2 separate regions of the Homo sapiens genome follow, and region 1 is linked to region 2. Evidence: chromatin contacts called from ENCODE Hi-C data. All regions are on one chromosome and are shown on one strand. The core of a region is the stretch at or near the end of the contact, and the rest is flanking DNA. Distances in the headings are between cores, read along the strand shown.

What was found. Hi-C counts contacts between places; a loop is a spot of excess contacts on that map. Pooled maps may share reads with other maps.
Region 1: a pooled map shows a loop between it and region 2 (19-fold over the local background). The contact joins the promoter of CENPH here to the promoter of ERBIN in region 2. A Hi-C loop is called at or near these places in 5 of 50 pooled maps.

The regions. Positions count from the first base shown.
Region 1 is chr5:69,188,219-69,191,130 of GRCh38, reverse strand. CENPH (centromere protein H) reads right to left here and starts at 1,548. Exons shown (of 9, transcript NM_022909.4): 1 at 1,363-1,548. The coding sequence starts at 1,496. LOC112267932 (a long non-coding RNA gene) reads left to right here and starts at 1,654. Exons shown (of 2, transcript XR_002956215.2): 1 at 1,654-2,140. RefSeq lists a silencer at 1,497-1,616 and enhancers at 1,475-1,769, 1,697-1,936.
Region 2 is chr5:65,925,300-65,928,509 of GRCh38, reverse strand. ERBIN (erbb2 interacting protein) reads right to left here and starts at 1,935. Exons shown (of 26, transcript NM_001253697.2): 1 at 1,704-1,935. RefSeq lists enhancers at 1,782-2,001, 1,962-2,586 and a silencer at 2,082-3,171.

The DNA.
Region 1 (2,912 bases), core at 299-2,798, 3.3 Mb before region 2:
TTTTTATCAGGAGATACAGAAAAATAACAAAGATACTAATCCTTGGATTACTAATTCATATAGTTTTTCAGTTGTTCTATAAATCCAAAAATCATACATAAGTAGAAAAACTATGAGCAAATGGTAATTTAAGATGACAGCAAGGGTGAGGAGGAAAAAACAATAAAAAAGAAATAGACATCTTTTCATTTTTCAAAACATTTAAGAAAGAAAAAAATGGTAATTAATTTTTTTTTTTTGAGTCAAGAGTCTTGCTCTATTGCCCAGGCTGGAGTGCAATGGCACAATCTTCTGCTCACTGCAACCTCTGCCTCCCGGGTTCAATCAATTCTCTTGCCTCAGCCTCCTGAGTAGCTGGGATTACAGGCGCCCGCCACCACGCCCAGCTAATTTTTGTATTTTTAGTAGAGACGGGGTTTCACCATGTTGGCCATGGTTGGCCAGGCTGGTCTTGAACTCCTGACTTAAGGTGATCCGTCTGCCTCGGCATCCCAAAGTGTTGGGATTACAGGCGTGAGCCACCGCGCTCAGCCAATAATGATTTTTTTAAAACTACCTCTGTTATGATATAGAACAGAGGACCGCAAATTTTTTTCTGTAAAGGACCTGATAGTAAATTTTTTAGGGTTTGTGAGTCACACGGTCTCTGTTTTAGCTACTCAATTCCACCCTTGTGGCAGGAAAGTTGTACTCCAATAAAACTGTTTATGGAAACTGAAACTTGAATTTCTAATAGAGTTCACGTGTTATGAAATATTTTTATGATCTTTTCCCTGCAACACTTAAACATAAAAACTATTCTTAGCTTGAGTGGTCACACAAAAATAGGCAGTTAGGCAGATTTGGCCCAGGACCTTCTCCTGCTCACTAGTTTAGAAGACGAATGTCCCTTCTCATCGAATCTTCCCCAGCAACCGCTTAGTGGAAAAGTATAAACACCGTCCGCTTAGTAGAATTTATAACATATAAAGCTTCTGGGTTACAAAGGGTCGTAGTTCTAAAAGAAATGGTAGGGGCACCTTCCTTCCAGTTTAGCTCTGGCATTCAATTTGTCTGTAAACCAGAGAGGTAGGGGGAGGGCGGGGAAACAGGAGGAGAAATTACAGCTTCTAAGGGCCCGGGGCACTGTGCTCAACACTTTCCTAGACTATCTCATTTAACCCTTGTAACCTCTCTCCAGGGGGTCATTTTTCTCTCCTTTTCGCTGATGAAGAAAGAGCTTCAACAGTTTAAGTGAATGAGGCAATCACGGAGACCTGACGTGACCGAGCGTGAATTCGAACCCTAGCCCTTCTGAGCAAGGGCGGAGTTCCGGGCCACAACGCCCACTTGGCCCCGGCTGAGGAGGCCAAAGGGAACAACCTGAGGAGCAGGGTCATGCGGTCCTCGCTGCACGCCGCCTGGGCGCCGGCGACCTGCGGTGGCCCGCCTGCCCGGCCTTCCCCTCCGGAGTCCGCGGGCTCGTCGGCGTCTTGCATCTGGGGCTGCTCCTCCATTGCTGGTTGAGGGGAAAGGCTACCACTCAACAGGCAAACGCGCTCAGAAAAGGTCGCTTTTCCCGCCACTAAATGGACGCCGGGAAAAGGCCCGAGGGCCCCGCCCCTTCCGCCCAGGGCCCCACCCTTTCCGCCTTGTTTTTCGGTTGCCGTGGTTACTACGGGCTCCTCTTTCATCCGGGCTCTACTGGTGAAAATAACTGCAGACGGCTGGTAAAAAGTTGGAATAGCTTTCGTTAAGCGTCGGATGTGTAGAGTGCTGAGTTAGGGGCTGGACTAGAGACGTTGGGACATCTCCCGGGAACAGCAGCCTGGAGGGGAAAAATCTCCTGACCTAAGTGGTCATTCGGCCTTGGCGCTTGGACACGGGAGTGCGGCGACAGCCATATGTCCATCCATCTTGGCACTTTTCCGTCCTCTGCCTTTGAAGATGGGTGTGCCCGGCAGGCTGTGAAAGATAAACATTAGAGGGTTGTTTAGAAGACTTTTTTGACCTGAGCCCATGAGGTGCATACCCTTTGTTTGGCGGAGAAACCAGTGGCTTCTGAAGATCAGGGACGGGCCACAAGTGCGAGGCATTGCAGACATTTCGAACCCAGACTTCCAGCCTGGAGACATCCACACGCTTCCAGTTTCTTGCACTGGTACTTCATTCTGTCATTATGATTGCCACCACTCGTAACTGAGAGTTGCGTGCCCTCAAGTTTTGAGTGTCTGCAGGGTACCTTTGAGCTTTCTTAGCTGTGTAGTGAGTGGGGGGAATGGAGAAAATGAAGGACAGATGACTGATTTGTAGTTTTTCATTTGGACACTGTCCTTGCCGCACAAGCACAGCAGCTTGAACCTCTTTGAACAAGAGTCGAGAGTTCTTTTACAGCTAATTACCCACTAGTTAAACTTGATCATACTGTGCTGTTTTCTTCCTCTCCATTGTCAATGTAATACGGCTCCTGACAAAAGTTAAATTCGCTGGGCGTGGTGGCTCACCCCTGTACTCCCAGCACTTTGGGGGCTGAGGCGGGTGGATCACCTGAAGTCAGGAATTCAAGACCAGCCTGGCCAACATGGTGAAACCCCGTCTCTACTAAAAATACAAAAGTTAGCTGCGTGTGGTGGCGGGCGCCTGTAATCCCAGCTACTCAGGAGGCTGAGGCAGGAGAATCGTTTGAACCCGGGGGGGCGGAGGTTGCAGTGAGCTGAGATCGCGCCACTGCACTTCAGCCTGGGTGACAGAGTGAAACTCCGTCTCAAAAAAAAAAAAAAAAGCCGGGCGCTGTGGCTCACACCTATAATCCCAGCACTTTGGGAAGCCGAGGGGGGAGGATCTCGAGGTCAGGAGTTGGAGACCAGCCTGACCAACATGGAGAAACCTCGTCTCTACTAAAAATACAAAATTAGCCAGGCGTGGTGGTGGGC
Region 2 (3,210 bases), core at 686-3,185:
ATTCTCTGTAAGGGACTTGCTCTATTAAGGTTTTGTTGCTTTTGAAGCCAAGTATAAGCCATATAAGGAAACTGAAGTTCAATGCCATTTATTTTGTTCACCTCTTTCAGATGCCCAAGAATAACCTCTTTTGCAGCCTAATGATACGTTCCAAAATCATAAAGTAGATGAGTTATGCACTTTAAATTCTTTGATAAAGCTAGTTTGACTTAACAAGAATTATTCCATGGTTCACAAATCTTACCAACAATGAAAAAAAAAAAGAATCTCCTGAGACCATGCCCCGGGGAGGAAAAAAAAAATCAAAACTACAGTAATAAATAAAGGACTGCCTTTGGAGATGTACTTAATGAAGCTGAAGTAGCAAAGAACAAATTGTGAAATAATTTGATCCTGATCTTTAAAACTTATTTTTTCTCTTTGAACTAAAGAAAATCAACTCTCTCCTCGGGTTTCCGGTCATTACGTGAGACAGCATAGGCAATCTAAACATCAATATATATTTAGGATATACCTACCAACAGGATTACCAAATTTATTCAATATATATTCAAAAGTACAGTATTGTATTTCACCTCCCTGTACCGCAAAAATACCGGGAAAAAAAGTAAACAGAAAAAGACTAAAACACCACTGAAAAAAACTTTGGGTTTACTGCTATCAAAACTAGTCCCCATTGGTTCAGAAGTGTTCATAGCTCTGACTGGTGGAATGTCTGCCATGCTTCATGAATCCTGCCCCCACAGATGTAGGCAGAACCTATCACTATTTATGCAGAACCGACCAAAAACATTTGGGACAACACAAAAATGTAAAGACCATACTACTCGAAAAGCACAGCTTTTTATCACAATCACTGTGATTCCCTTGAAAATCGTTTTAAGCGTTTTACTTCCCCTCCCATCGTCTGTTCTGAACTGTACAGAAGTCCTATTAAACGTCTTACAGGTTGTTAATGTTGTTTAATTATCTCTCCCTATTCTTAGTCCTTACTCCTTTTTTCTTCGTAATGGATCAGTTACAAGAAAAGCCTAGTCGATCCTTGCTTTCAATTAATTAAACAAGTTATACGGCGCTAAACGTCTGAAAAACACACACTACACACAACTAAAGAAATATATTACTCACCCTGAAAAACAACTAAGAATGGCAAGATTTTTTGGTTTCTAAAATCTAACTAAATATACTGATCAGGGTTGGAAATAAAAAAATAAAAATAAATACCTCTATATACAATTAACGCAAGCGCCAATATAATCGGTATGAGTATAAACAAACGCGGCAGCCATCTCAATAACAGCAAATCACTCACTGCAGCGACCAAACTTTCTTCCCAAACAGAAGGTGCCTGGCTGAGCAACTTAATATACACTCTATACGTTCCAGAAAGCCAAAACTTCTGGCCCCTGTGCTGAACAAAGGCAATCGTTCTTCGGATTACTAAAAACTTTTCGTCCCACCGCATTCTTACAACCTCTTCCAAAAAATTCAAAGTCCAGATGGTGGGGGGGGCAGGGGGGAGAAGGGACGCGGTGGGGTGCAGTTCGATTATTTAGCCCCTCAATTATTAACCGCTTCGATATGAGAAAAGGAGGGTTTAGGGCAACTTGGAGAAGAGTGAAAAACACTAAAGAATCATCTCTTTTCCGAGTCACAAAGTCCCATGAACTTTGTGACTCAGAGACACTTTTCGTGAAAATTACCTTTCGGCGGGACACCGTCTCAGGGCAGCTTTTTCAAGGCTTCGCTTGACATGATTTCCTTCCCTTCATCAGTCACTTTGGATCCAGCTGAATATCTCTCTCGGGTGAGAGCGGATGTGGACTGGCCTCCCACAGAAGAAGAGTAGGTGGCTTTGGTGGGGGTTGGGGTGCGGGCTGGCTTCCTGGTCTCGAGTTTTGCAGGAGTTTCCCAGCCCCAACGAGGATCTCCGCCGAAAAAAAAAAAAACAAAACTTTTCACTCGTGACACCGCCCGGAATTGCAGTGCGAAACTCACTTCCTGCCTTGGCGAGAAGCAGGATCCAGCTCCGTCCAGGGGAACCCGGAAAACCAGCTCCGCGCGCACCGGAGAGGGGGAGGGGAGGGGACGGCCGCCGGGAGCCTCGGGTTCCGGGCAACCGGCGCGCCCGGCACACCGGACGGCAGCAGCACCCGGCCGGCGGGGGCGAGGACGCTGCCCGGGCGCTCGGCGAGCCTCGGCCGCGCTAGGCCGCCACCGCTTCCTCTCCGTTGCCCCCAGAGCCGGGCGGCAGGGTTATTGTCTCGATAGCGCTTGCCGCGCCCTTCGTCCGCGACGCCGCTGCCGCCGCCACCCGGAGCCGGAGCCGAGGAGTCGGGCAGGCTCAATAGCGGCCCCCTCCCCGGGCCGTCCGTCGGGCCGTCCGTCCTTCCGTCCGTCCCTCCCCGCTTTCCCTACTCGCCCTCGAACCCTCTTCTCCTCCCTCTCCCGTTTTCCCGCCACCGTCCCTCCGCTGCCCTGCTTGTTCTCCTTCGCCAGCGGCGGTGGCTCCCCGAGACGCGCAGGGGGCGGGAGCAGGAGGCAGCTCCGTCTCCTCACGAGCTTGCGGGGCCGCGGCAGGGGCCGAGACTGCGTCCCGCGCCGCCGCGCCACATTCACTCGAGCGAGAGACGGCGAGGGGAGGGAGGACGGAGGGAGCGGAGAGAAAGGAGGAGGAATGGGGCAGGGGCGGAGGGGAGTTACTGCCTCACAGGCCGCGGCGGCAACAGCGCCACCGCCCCGGCCGCGACGGGTGAAGAGGCTGCGCGCCGCGACTCTGCGGCGGGGGCGGGGGCGGGGCGGCCTCCCGCCGGCTTCGCCCCAACCGCCAACAGCCGGGCAGGAGGCCTGCGCGGGCCAGTCAGCGCGCGGGGGCGGTGCGGGCCGACGTCGGCGGCTGGGGGCAGCGGGCCGGGGGCCGGGGGAGGGGCAGCCGGCGGCCGTGGGTTCGCGTGCAAGGCGCGCCGTGAGGCCCACTCTGGCCCAGGCCCCTCGAGGCCTGCCCGCTGCTCCCTGCCCGCTCCCCGACCCCGCACTCCCGGACTCCCGAGCCCCCCAGGGTGGGGAACGCTGGCAACGCCGACCCTGCTGTCTGCTCGCGGCCCAGCGCCCAGCCAGAGAGATAGAGAGCCCACAGGCCTCCGCCGCGCCGGCCGATGGAGTTTCTTTGTACGACAGTAATCGGTGCACAGGGGTTGTTGGAGTCCAGCC